Regions from separate parts of the Homo sapiens genome. Here all the other regions are linked to region 1. Evidence: chromatin contacts called from ENCODE Hi-C or POLR2A ChIA-PET data. All regions are on one chromosome and are shown on one strand. Each heading gives the region's core, a stretch centred on a gene start or an enhancer-like site at or near the end of the contact. The rest is flanking DNA. Distances are from core to core; before and after follow the strand shown.

What was found. A loop is a pair of places that touch in the nucleus more often than their neighbours do. ChIA-PET counts read pairs that join two places held with the same protein, here RNA polymerase II (POLR2A). Pooled maps may share reads with other maps.
Region 2: a map with no recorded cell type shows a loop between it and region 1 (2.5-fold over the local background). The contact joins the enhancer-like site here to the promoter of PTPRC-AS1 in region 1. A Hi-C loop is called at or near these places in 2 of 37 single-sample maps with no recorded cell type and 2 of 50 pooled maps. POLR2A ChIA-PET finds 5 or more read pairs at or near these places in 4 of 52 experiments (GM10248, OCI-LY7, Panc1 and 1 more).
Region 3: a loop to region 1 is called in a pooled map, with 2.7 times the contacts of the local background. The contact joins the enhancer-like site here to the promoter of PTPRC-AS1 in region 1. A Hi-C loop is called at or near these places in 1 of 37 single-sample maps with no recorded cell type and 2 of 50 pooled maps. POLR2A ChIA-PET finds 5 or more read pairs at or near these places in 2 of 52 experiments (PC-9 and activated naive CD8-positive, alpha-beta T cell).

The regions. Positions count from the first base shown.
Region 1 is chr1:198,665,163-198,669,176 of GRCh38, reverse strand. It overlaps PTPRC-AS1 (PTPRC antisense RNA 1), which reads left to right and starts at 2,035. Exons shown (of 3, transcript NR_199042.1): 1 at 2,035-2,178. The region is part of intron 2 of PTPRC (protein tyrosine phosphatase receptor type C); the gene reads right to left. RefSeq lists an enhancer at 1-413.
Region 2 is chr1:199,088,082-199,092,095 of GRCh38, reverse strand. No RefSeq gene overlaps it. Among named protein-coding and RNA genes, the nearest start is that of LINC02789, 59 kb to the left of the region's middle. RefSeq lists an enhancer at 2,455-2,504. Within about 2 kb of position 2,140, at least 3 of the 41 ENCODE cell types and tissues checked have a DNase peak (open chromatin) inside an H3K27ac peak, as active enhancers do; they include OCI-LY7, where a contact is called at or near this core.
Region 3 is chr1:198,251,536-198,255,549 of GRCh38, reverse strand. It overlaps NEK7 (NIMA related kinase 7), which reads right to left. Exons shown (of 10, transcript NM_133494.3): 3 at 2,370-2,510. Among named protein-coding and RNA genes, the nearest start is that of NEK7, 97 kb to the right of the region's middle. Within about 2 kb of position 1,754, at least 4 of the 41 ENCODE cell types and tissues checked have a DNase peak (open chromatin) inside an H3K27ac peak, as active enhancers do.

The DNA of each region.
Region 1 (4,014 bases), core at 786-3,285:
TGGTTACTATGCAACCACTTAGATATTTCTTTGTAATTTTTGCCCAATCTGCTAGTTTTGGGTACTATTTCAACCATTTTATTTGCGAAGAAGTCAATCCTTTGTAACTATTACCATTAGACTGAATCACATAAAATCATTTCTTTTGTAGGCCAGCAATGACCAAATATCATCACTTTCAAATGTTTGAGCCTATATGTTACATTACACCTACTTTATGTGTTCAAATATCTTCAATTTAATTGTACCATAGCTCTCAGGTGGTCTTATTGCTGCTTCCATGGATAGATGGCAGGTAAAGTGGGGTTTTCTTATGCTCTCTTAATTTCCCTTCGATACATATCTATTCACCTAAAGACTAATCCTTCCACAGGAAGAAATGGATTCCCCAACTCTGAAAGGCTAAACATTCAGCCATGCCCTTTTGGGATCTGAAATCACCTTTCCTTATACAGAACCTACCTAATTCCTTATCAATCATTCTTGCTTCAAGCTTGGTCATGTATCTTTTCTATAAACTATGTAATTAGAATTATCAGCACCATTTTATATTTACTTTCCATGTACCAAGGGTGTTTATGTAAGTTCTCAGGCCCCCTTACTTATGCTATCTCATACTGTTAATTCCTTATAGTGTTATGAAAGATGCTTGGCAAAATTAAAGCACTCAATTTGTATGCAAGTCCATAACACGCACATTTTAATACTTCCTGTTCCTTTGTGTTATGCCCTTCCCTCTCTTCTTTATCTATCTAACTCCTGTATTGTCTTCAAAACCCTAATTTGGGTGACATTATTTTTTGCTACCATGTTACTCTGTGCTTATGTTTATATATAACTTAGCTGGGCATGGTGGCATGTGACTATACTCAGGAGGCTGAGGCAGGAGAATCACAGGAGCTCAGGAGTTTGAAACCAGCCTGGGGAATATAGTGAGACCCTGTCTCTAAAACAAAAATAAAAAAAAAGACATCACACCATGATACCACTTTGGATTTGAGTAGCTGGAATGCTCTTCCTCCAGATAGCCATATGGCTGGCTTTCACTGTTTTTGCTGGTTGTCCAATGTTTATTTCTATAAGATCATCCCTGCCACTCTAACAATCATTATTCTACTGTTAGGAGAGTATATTTTAACTCTCACATCTGTATTCAGTTAGCTACAAGCTAACATTGTAAGCTAAGTTGTGTATACAAGCTAACACATGCAATTTTCTAACATTGCTTTGCAGAAATATGACTGATTGCCTACTTCTTTCCAGTTTTTATCTTTATCTCAATCTTTTCTCTTGCTGTGCACTGCCTAGAATGCCTGAGACACAGCTACTACCTATTGAAATTATAGGATTAAAATTCTATCAACTGCATGGAAATTTCCTTAAACACTCCACTTTCACTGATACCTTCTTTTATGTTTCCATGACATGTTATGAATTGACAGTTTGTATATGTGTAGATGTCTTGTCCTAGAAATAAAATAAATATGTTTTCAAGGCAGAGACTGTGACTTTCTTTTCTATATTCTTACTAGGATCTAGCTCTGTGCTTTGCAGTTAGCAAGTATTCAATAGCACAGCTAGAATAACTGAATGAATGGATGAGTGCCACCTACTCCTTTATTGTCCATCAATAATGCACCCAAGGCTAAATCTTAGCTTTCCAAACTCACTTGGCCAGACCAGTTGACATTCTTTATTCCCATCTGAGGAAAATTATTTTTTTTCAGTCTTTGTACATTGGGAAACTTGTCAGATAAAAGGCCTAATATAGATTCAATCATATAAAATGACTATGAGCTATGGCAACTAGAAGACATGATAAACATTCCAAAGCTATTCATAATCCCATTCTTCCTTGTTAAATGCTACAATAGAGGCTGGAAAACAAGAATAATTTCTTTCTCAGGGACTCCTTCCCACCTCTGACAGCAATGAATGGTTATATGTTAAATTTCTGGCCAATAAGTGTAGACAAAAGCTTCTGGGGAAGGTTTCCATCCCTGAATAAAGAGGCAAAACCTCACTAGGAAAAATATATTACCACTTTGCCTTCCCTTTCTTTTTGCTGGAATGTGATGAAAGGTGTGGACGCATAGCATCCCAAATGAGATAGGAGATGCTGAGCATGAAGACAAAAGCCTATCGAATGGGGTGTCAGAAAAGAAACATCAAAATATCGTAAGTTGCTTAGGGCATTATTATGTCTTTGTACTAGTCATGGATTTCATTCCTTTAGATCTTTAGTTGTAGAACTCCAATGTATTTGAACCACTAGTGATCACATTTTATTTTGTTTGATAGCTGAATACAAAGCTGGCTGATGCAGTGATCTACAAGGTCATGACTGAGGTATCTTATACTCATCCTCATTCAAGCAAGATTATGTTTAACTTAAAAAGACAAATGAAAAGGAATCTATTTTAATAAATATATTATTGGTGGAAATATTCATAGTCTACCTTGAAAGGAGTGTTATGTTAAGATTGCTTTGCTTGTAGAGTAATTTATGCCTTTAATTTCTGTGTCTAGTCTTTCTAAGCCAGAATAAAAGTCTGTTCATCATGATCTCTGTTATAGCCCTCCGCATATTTGAAGGCTGCTGTTATATCACATCATATATTAAGCTCAGTTAATAGATTAACAGACCCTTTATTTTTACATTTACTATAGCATCTAACATGGTTAGCAAATGCTTTTATTATTTCTTTATTTTCTTTATAAGATAAATGGGTATTACATATACCAAAGCATCTGTTTTGGAGCCACTATGATCACTAAAAGAATCTTTTCATTGTTCCTACCTTCTCCTTCCTACATGTGTGGAAAAAACACATGATTCCACACATACACATGGTTGTCTAATTCTATTGTTTAACCCTCCATGAATAGATGTCCACAATGCTCCCTACATCTCTCTTTTTTTTTTTTTTTTTTTTGAGACAGGGTCTTGCTCTGTTGCCCAGGCTAGAATGCTGGAGTGCAGTGGTGTGACCATGGCTCACTGCAGCATCCATTTCCTCGACTCAAACAATCTTTTCACCTCAGCCTCTCAAGTAGCTGGGACCACAGGCACTATACCCAGCTAATTTTTGTATTTTTTGTAGAGATGGGATTTGCCATGTTGCCCAGGCCGGTCTTGAACTCTTAGGCTCAAGTGATTCTCCCCCCTTGGCCTCTCAAAGTGCCTATGTCTTTAAATGTGAGTATTTGAGCATATTGAATGATGATGACCTGCCCTTTGCTGGTAAAGATATACTAATAACATAATATAAACAATACGTACACTTGGGATGTCTTTCCAGGGCTGGAAAGAGAATCATATTCTGTTTTTCCATGTTCTCATTTTATCCTGAATGTGCCAATTTAATTATTTGCCAACATGTTGCCAGACATGCTCCCTAGTCTGTGCTAAAGCATTTGTTACCATGTACTACATTGAACATACTTGAATGTTTCTGTCATGTTTACCACCCAGATGGTGAGAATCCAAGGAAAGGAGACACTTGTATTAAGTTCACAGTTTATCTGTTCTTGGAAACATATAACTGCATGAAGAGATCAGGATGAAAATATCGTTATAGTTACCCCAGTTACCTCAAGGTGGAAGTCTGGGTCAGACAACCACGGGGACCTGCCATTGCAAAACTTCTCTGTATATGCCTGGGGGACCTGGCTGTTCTAGTTTTTCACCATCTTTGACATCTGCTTGTTCTCACTTGGCTCCTGCCTTACCCTCAGGGTCTCAATAATGACTTCTTGACTTTGACAACTTTGACAAAAATGCATTCATCAAAATTATAATAAAAAATAAAATCTATTTTTAAAATATGATATTTAACTCATGTATTAAATTGCTTTAAAAGGCAGCAGGGCGGTGAAACCCCGTCTCTACTAAGAATACAAAAAAAAAAAAAGAAAAATTAGCCAGGCGTGGCGGCGGGCGCCTGTAGTCCCCCCTACTCGGGAGGCTGAGGCAGGAGAATGGCGTGAACCCGGGAGGCGGAGCTTGCAGTG
Region 2 (4,014 bases), core at 891-3,390, 420 kb before region 1:
TGAGCTGCCTCTTTTTCAGGGTTTGCGGGTCAAATTGGTCCCAGCGGCTTAGGATGCATTTCAAGGGTGAGCCTGTTGATGCCTGAGTGTTTCCCATCTGAAAGAAAAATACTGCCCATGGTTTTGGTTTGTTTTGCACCCCCCTCCCCTGCTCAAGAACCCACAATGGTCCCTGGACCCTGCTGATCGGAATAGTTGCACTCACCGACGCAGCAGCAGAAACACTTGTTTTCCTCCTAGACCACAATGAGGACCAAGAAAGGTCAGATTTGGTGGCCCTTACTGATGCATTGTCGAAAACCTGCACCCTTGCCTTTCCTCTTAGACCACAAAGAGGACTGAGAAATGTTGGATTTACTGGCCCTTACCGACACATTCTCAAAAACCTGTTAGAGTCCTAAGCATTTTCTCCTGTTAGTATTGGGACTTTACCCCTGTCCTATAAAGATGATATGCTTCAAAATGGAGTGGAGGGCTATATCTTCGTGATGAGTGTTGCAGCTCTTAAAGGTGGTGCAGACCCAAAGAGTGAGCAGCAGCAAGATTTATTGTGAAGAGCAAAAGAACAAAACTTCCACAGTGTGGAAGGGCACCCGAGCAGGTTGCCACTGCTGGCTGGGGTGGCCAGCTTTTATTCCCTTATTTGTCCCCATGCATGTCCTGCTGATTGGTCCATTTTACAGAGTGCTGATTGGTCCATTTTACAGAGCACTGATTGGTCCATTTTACAGGGTGCTGATTGGTCCATTTTAGAGGGTGTTGACTGGTCCATTTTACAAACCTCTAGCTAGCTACAGAGCGCCAATGGGTACATTTTTACAGAGAACTAATTGGTGCATTTTACAAACCTCTAGCTAGCTACAGAGTGCTGATTAGTGCGTTTTTACAGAGCACTGATGGATGCATTTTACAAACCTCTAGCTACAGAAAAGTTCTCCAAGTCCCCACTTGACCCAGGAAGTCCAGCTGGCTTCACCTCTCAATAACTCCTACTTCTGTTTGGAACTCATCTCTGGAATCATCTGGCTTCAGAGTCCAACCAGAGTCAATAGTTATGAATATACCCTTGGTTATTCTGTTCCACACTCATCATACTCTCTTGCATGATCCAGGCCTGGATTTAATATCCAGTCATTTAGTATCTTCCCAAACTTGGACTACTTATTGAACTTTATCATGTGTAAAATGGGGCAATGTATCATGTGTAAAATGGGGCAATGTTATCAGCCTCACTGGATTATTTTACAGATTAAAAGAGAACAAATATAGGGAGTTAAGAACTAACTCTTGAACATGATAAGTGCTCAGTGTATTTTGATCTTTTTCCTTATGTTAATCAAATAACACCTGTCACTGCAGGCTTCATGAGAGTTGGTCTGTTTCTACAAATTATTTTTTATATCTTTTCAATATGTACTTCTTTGTTTTCCCACCATGATAGCACACTGCTGATGTTAAAAATATCACTGAGAACCAATTGATAAATATCAGAGCATTACCTCCCCACAAAAGGGTAATTCAGAGTTTGTAAACGATGACATTAATGGAAAATGCCACTTCAATTACAATTTTTTCTTTTCTGCTTTTTTTTTTTGGAGGGACTTGTTAAGAAAAATTATTCTAAGTTTTAATATTTCAAATTACATAGGATATTACATAGTTTAATCAAATTACATCTTTGCACATCTTGATTGATTCATTCATTTTGAAATATTACTTTAAAATCATGAAAATACAATAATAATTCTCATTCCAGTTTCTTTGATATTTTATCAAAACCAATATCCGTCATCAGTTTGTGGCAATATTTGATTTTTTTATCATGATTTAGTTCTTCTATTTTTAAGAATACATTTATTCTATCATCACATCACATTGTCAGAAGTCTCATAAGAAACATTGTTGAGAACTGTGTGACCAAGTACTTCTTTTAGGGTGTAATTCTTTCAAAGCAAGCTCTAGATTTTAACATAGTTGAATTAGTAGTATTTTTTGGCAATTTAATATGGAGGTATAAGATATTTGCACAAACTTACATATTTCTTAGAGGCTCCCTTCAATGAATGTTTTGAAACCAAACACGTGTATAACATCACCTAAACCAAGAAAGAGGATGTGGCCAGTATGTCGGAAAACCCCACTTATGCCAACTCCAGTTACTATTCTCCACCCCACAGTTGACACCCACTTCTAAAACCAGAGATGTTGCATATCTCTCACCTTTATCAAAATAAAATTTATCATTGACTAATTTTATTAATTTTAATTGATTTCATTAAAACAAAATGATACTGTATCTATTTAGTTGTGTGTGACTTCCTGTTCAACGTCTTGCTTGGCAAATTTAGAACTGTTTTTGCACACAGTTGTAATCAGTTCCTTCTTACTGACATATGGTATTTCACTAGAATTATGAACATACCAGTACAGGAGTTTTGGTAAACATGTGTATGCATTTCTATTGGGTATATCCTTAGAATTTGAATTGCTAGGCTGTAAGGTATGCATACATTTAGCTTTAGAGGACACTGCCAAAGAGCTTTCTATGAGGTTGTACTAAACTATACTAAACTATGTCTCACACCAACAGTATATGAAACTTGCAGTTGCTACAGATCCTCACCAACACCTGGTATTGTCTGTCTTCTCATGTTAACAATTCCAGTGAGGAAGTAGAGGTATCACATTGTGGTTTTTTAACTTGCATTTTGTCAATGAGTAATAAATATGAGTAACTTTTTCTATATTTATTGACCATTTTAATGTATTTTATGTGAATTGTTTAAGTATTTTGTGCATTTTACTATTCGATTTTCTATCCTTTCCTTATTAGTTTGCAGGTGTTCTTTACAGAGTCTAGATATGATTTTTTGTGTGGGGGGTAAATTTTTTGTAGATATACTCCTTCTTTATTTATTTAATGTTATCATTTGATGAACAGAGCTATTGATTTATCTTTTTGCTTTAGTTTAAAACTATTTGTGTTCTGTTTCTGAAATCTTGGACTACTCTAAAATCATGAAGATGATTGCCCATGTTTTCATCTAAAGCCATTATTGTTTTACCTTAACCACATAGACCACAGTCATTTTTAATTGATTTTTGTGACTTGGGTGAGCAGAAATTAAGATACTTATTTTTCTCAAATAAGTAATCCATTGATGCAGCACCTTTATTGGAAAAACTACACGTTGCCCACTGCACAGCAGTGTTACTTTTGTGATAAATTAGGTTGGCGTATATATGGGTAAAACTGTTTCTTAGTGAGTATATGAAGCACATATAGAAAACTAAAGAGAATAGTATAATTATCCCATACTATCCATCACACAGCTTCAATAATTATCAGTTCATGGACACTTTTCATATACTAGCACTCACTTCTTTCCGCAATTCCAAAGATTATATTATTTATCCATTAGTATTTCAGTATATCTTTCTGAAAGATAAGGTCTTTTTTCTAACATTCTGAAATATTATATTATCACACCTAAAAACTAACATTCACTTAATATCACCAAATGCCCACTTATTGTTCAATTTCTGATTGTCCCATACATTTTTAAGGAGGTGTTCATCCAAATTACATTTTTAAGGACTTGTTCATCTAAATTAGAATTAAAAAATGTTTATGAACCTGAGCAACATAGTGAGAGACCCCATCTCTTAAAAAAAAAAAATTGGCCGGTCATGGTGGCATGCGCCTGTGTTCCCTGCTACTCCAGGAGCTGAGGCAGGAGGATCTCTGGAGCCCAGGATTTTGAGGCTGCAGTGAGGTACGATTACATCACTGCACCCCAGCCTGGGTTGTTGACAGAGTGAGATCCCAGCTCTTAAAAAGAAAATGTTTATACATTGTAATTGGTTGATAGGTCTCTTCAGTCTCTTCTAAAAACTACAGTTTTTCCTCTCTCTCTCGTGCGTGTATGTGTGTGTGTGTGTTCTTTGCGATGAATTTTTAAGAAGCTGGTTCAATAGTTCAGTAGAGTGGTCCACATTTTGGATTTTGTTATA
Region 3 (4,014 bases), core at 505-3,004, 410 kb after region 1:
CAAGAGCTTTTTTCTTCCTCCCTCCACCCCTTCCTCCATTCTTTCTTTCTTCCCTTCTTTCTTTCTGTTTCTAATGAGAAGGTTCTGCAATGTAAAATATAATCACTAGAGACAGAATTGAGCCCTGTTTTCCACACTCAGAATCAGAGAAGGGATCCAAGAGTCCCCAGAGACCTCCAAATGGATCTCAATCCATCCAACCTCCCATCTTGACAATCTGTGGCAGATTGGCAGCTATGTTCTCTCCATTCTATTCTGTATGTTGAGCTTGTAATTTTACTTTGAAAATAATGGATTTTGAAGATTGTTACTCTACTTGAGAGTCCACAATGCATCCTCAATTGCCTACGGTTCAAATTCCTCTGTCTGGCTCCAATGCTCACCACAATCTGGGCTCATATTTATAGCCTGGCTTAAGTTCCAATTCCACCAATTCCAACAGCTCAAATTGACATCTCCATTCTGTGAACTCTTATTTAAATCAGGAACCCATGCCACAGGGTTTAACATTAAACTGTTCTAGATAGACTCTTGTTCCCCTGGAGGGCAGGAATAATACCACTAGTTTCTTTTTTATTTCCCTGGGTGCTCAGAGATCACAGTAGAAATTTAATCCATTTTAAAAATGAATCAGAGTTCTTTTGTAAGGGAATAATCGTTCCAAAAGTAATCTCTTTCATAAACACTAATAACTACATCCCATATTGTGTTTTCTTAAGCTCTGAGTGGCATATTAAAACAGAGAAGACTGCAATTCTTATATGCTGCTGGCGAAAACTTACACCAGTGCAACTTTGGAAAGCAACTTGGCATTAACTTGCAGTACACATGCATCCCCTGTGGGATGCAGTCATTTCCACTCTTAAGCACAAACAAGAGAGAAATTCTTGTATGTGTAAACTAGGAAAGACATGAGAATATCAGAGAAGCATTGTTTGTAATAGCAAATAACTGTAAACAACTTAAACAACAATCAACAAGAACAAGTGAATATTATACAGTAGCAAAAAGGATAAACTACAGCACATGCACCAACACGGACTAATTGCTCAAACACGAAGCTATGTGAAAAAAGCAAGCTGTGTGAGTGTGTGTGCGTGTAATACATATATAAAACATGCTTCATTTATGTAAAGTTTAAAAAAATGCAAAAGTAAACAATAGACTATTTTAGAAATTCATACCAATGTAGGAAAAACAATAAAGAAAAACAAAGGAATGATAAACATTACATTCAGGATATGGTTATCTCTGAGGGAAGGGAGTAGCACACACATGTCGAAAATATTTTTAATGTTTATTTCTTAAGCTGCCTTGTGGATATGCGGGTATCTCTATTATTGTTTACATCTAACACATATACCAGATAAAACCTTTTATAAATCATTAGTTTCATTTTTAAATGTAAATTAAAACTGTTCATCTCTATATTGGCTGTCACAAGTATACTAATCATCTTAAGAAGTTTAAAAAAAAAAAGACATTTAGATTTCACAGGTATCTGCAGAAAAAAGATAAAAGAGTTGCAAAGCAAAATAGTCTGTAGCACAGGTGAAGAATAACTATTACCATAATTGAAAAAGGGAAGTAAAAGTGTATGATTCACTGTGTGATTTACTGTTTGATGTCATACACACTGGAAGGCAGAAAGACAAGTACTTTCTAGGCCAGAGGACCTCATTAGGGCAAGTGAAACACTCAGGGCTCTGGCAAGTGAGCATTCCAGGGTAGCTCAGTTGGACTGCAACTCCAGGGTTAGGGCAGGACTTGGAAAGAGGAGCTGGAGCAAGATAAATGAATTCGAGAAGACAGGAAAGGGTCTGGATTAGAGAGCAAATCTGATTCCAGAATGACACAAATACAATAAGAGATTTTAAAGTTAGGTATCAATGTTCTAATTTTATCTGCCTCGTTTTTATTTCCAAGTAAATAAAGTTCACTTCATTTTCCTTTCATTTTTTTGCTGGTATAGTTTAACTGCCATTTACTAACTTCGGGCAGTACATTTTGTGACTCTAGTTTCTGACTACAGTGCCTATAGCTGTAGAACTTCAGTGAGTATTCAACATCTAGTTAAATGTCCAGGTAGAAGTAATGGTGATGACTCAAATCTGCCTCTTAAAATCTAGAGTTGTGAAAGCTTTTTGAGGTTCAATACGAGCTAAATTTTTAAAGCCTAGAAATAGTGTTAAAACTAATATTTCCACTCCATACTACACTTGTTTCTGGCTTTTAAAATACAACGTTCAATCTTTCCCAGCATTCTCAACTTAAGGCTATCAGTACCCAATCATTCAGGATATACTTTTCTCATCTATAATTCACATAGTATAATTTTACATTGATTTATATAATTAAAGTCATCTTACCTGCACTTTTTTTAAAGCTACTGGTACTCCATCCAAGAGACAGGCTGCTCTATAAACTTCACTAAATTGTCCGCGACCAATTTTCTTTTCTATTCGAAAGTTGGCTAATGTATTATAGCCCATATCCGGTCGTAAGGCCTTCTGTAATTAAAAATGTCAGAAAAATTTTCAATCACACAATATACACGCAATACACACAATCACTGATCATTTTCATATATGTAGGTGACACATAGGGTAAGTTTGCAGACATCCATTCACTCAACAACAAATATTTACTGAACTTATGCCAGGCACTGTCCTACACACTGACGATACAGTAGCAGACTAGAGAGACAATAATCCCTGTACCTGAGGAACTTACATTCTAGTGAGGGGAATAAACAAGGAATACATTAAAACATACATATATATATATGTGTGTTTTAATAAATATATAAAACATACATACATGTTTTAATAAATATGTAAACATACATACATGTTTTAATACATAAACATACATATGTTTTAATATATAAACATACATATATGTTTTAATATATAAAACATACATATACATGTTTTAATAAATATATAAACATACATATATATGTGTATATATGTACTTTTTATATATATATATATATATATATATATATATATATATATAGTATGTGAGATAGGAAAGCCTAAAAAGGAAGTTAATTAAGGAAGAAGGATACAACATAGGGATGAAGAGTCTGAACTTTTAGATAAGAACTCCTTGCAAAGGATACCCAGGAATTGAACTCAGCTCTGCACCAAGCAGACCTAATAGACATCTACAGAACTCTCCAACCTAAATCAACAGAATATACATTTTTTTCAGCACCACACCACACCTATTCCAAAATTGACCACATAGGTGGAAGTAAAGCTCTCCTCAACAAATGTAAAAGATCAGAAATTATAACAAACTGTCTCTCAGACCACAGGGCAATCAAACTAGAACTCAGGATTAAGAAACTCACTCAAAACCGCTCAACTGTGTGGAAACTGAACAACCTGCTCCTGAATGACTACTGGGTACATAACGAAATGAAGGCAGAAATAAAGATGTTCTTTGAAACCAACGAGAACAAAGACACAACGTACCAGAATCTCTGGGACACATTCAAAGCAGTGTGTAGAGGGCAATTTATAGCACTAAATGCCCACAAGAGAAACCAGGAAAGATCCAAAACTGACACCTTAACATCACAATTAAAAGAACTAGAAAAGCAAAAGCAAACACATTCCAAAGCTAGCACAAGGCAAGAAATAACTAAAATCAGAGCAGAACTGAAGGAAATAGAGACACAAAAACCCTTCAAAAAATTAATGAATCCAGGAGCTGGTTTTTTGAAAGGATCAACAAAATTGATAGACTGCTAGCAAGACTAATAAAGAAGAAAAGAGAGAAGAATCAAATAGACGCAATAAAAAATGATAAAGGGGATATCACCACCGATCCCACAGAAATACAAACTACCATCAGAGAATACTACAAACACCTCTACGCAAATAAACTAGAAAATCTAGAAGAAATGGATAAATTCCTTGACACATACACCCTCCCAAGACTAAACCAGGAAGAAGTTGAATCTCTGAATAAACCAATAACAGCTCTGAAATTGTGGCAATA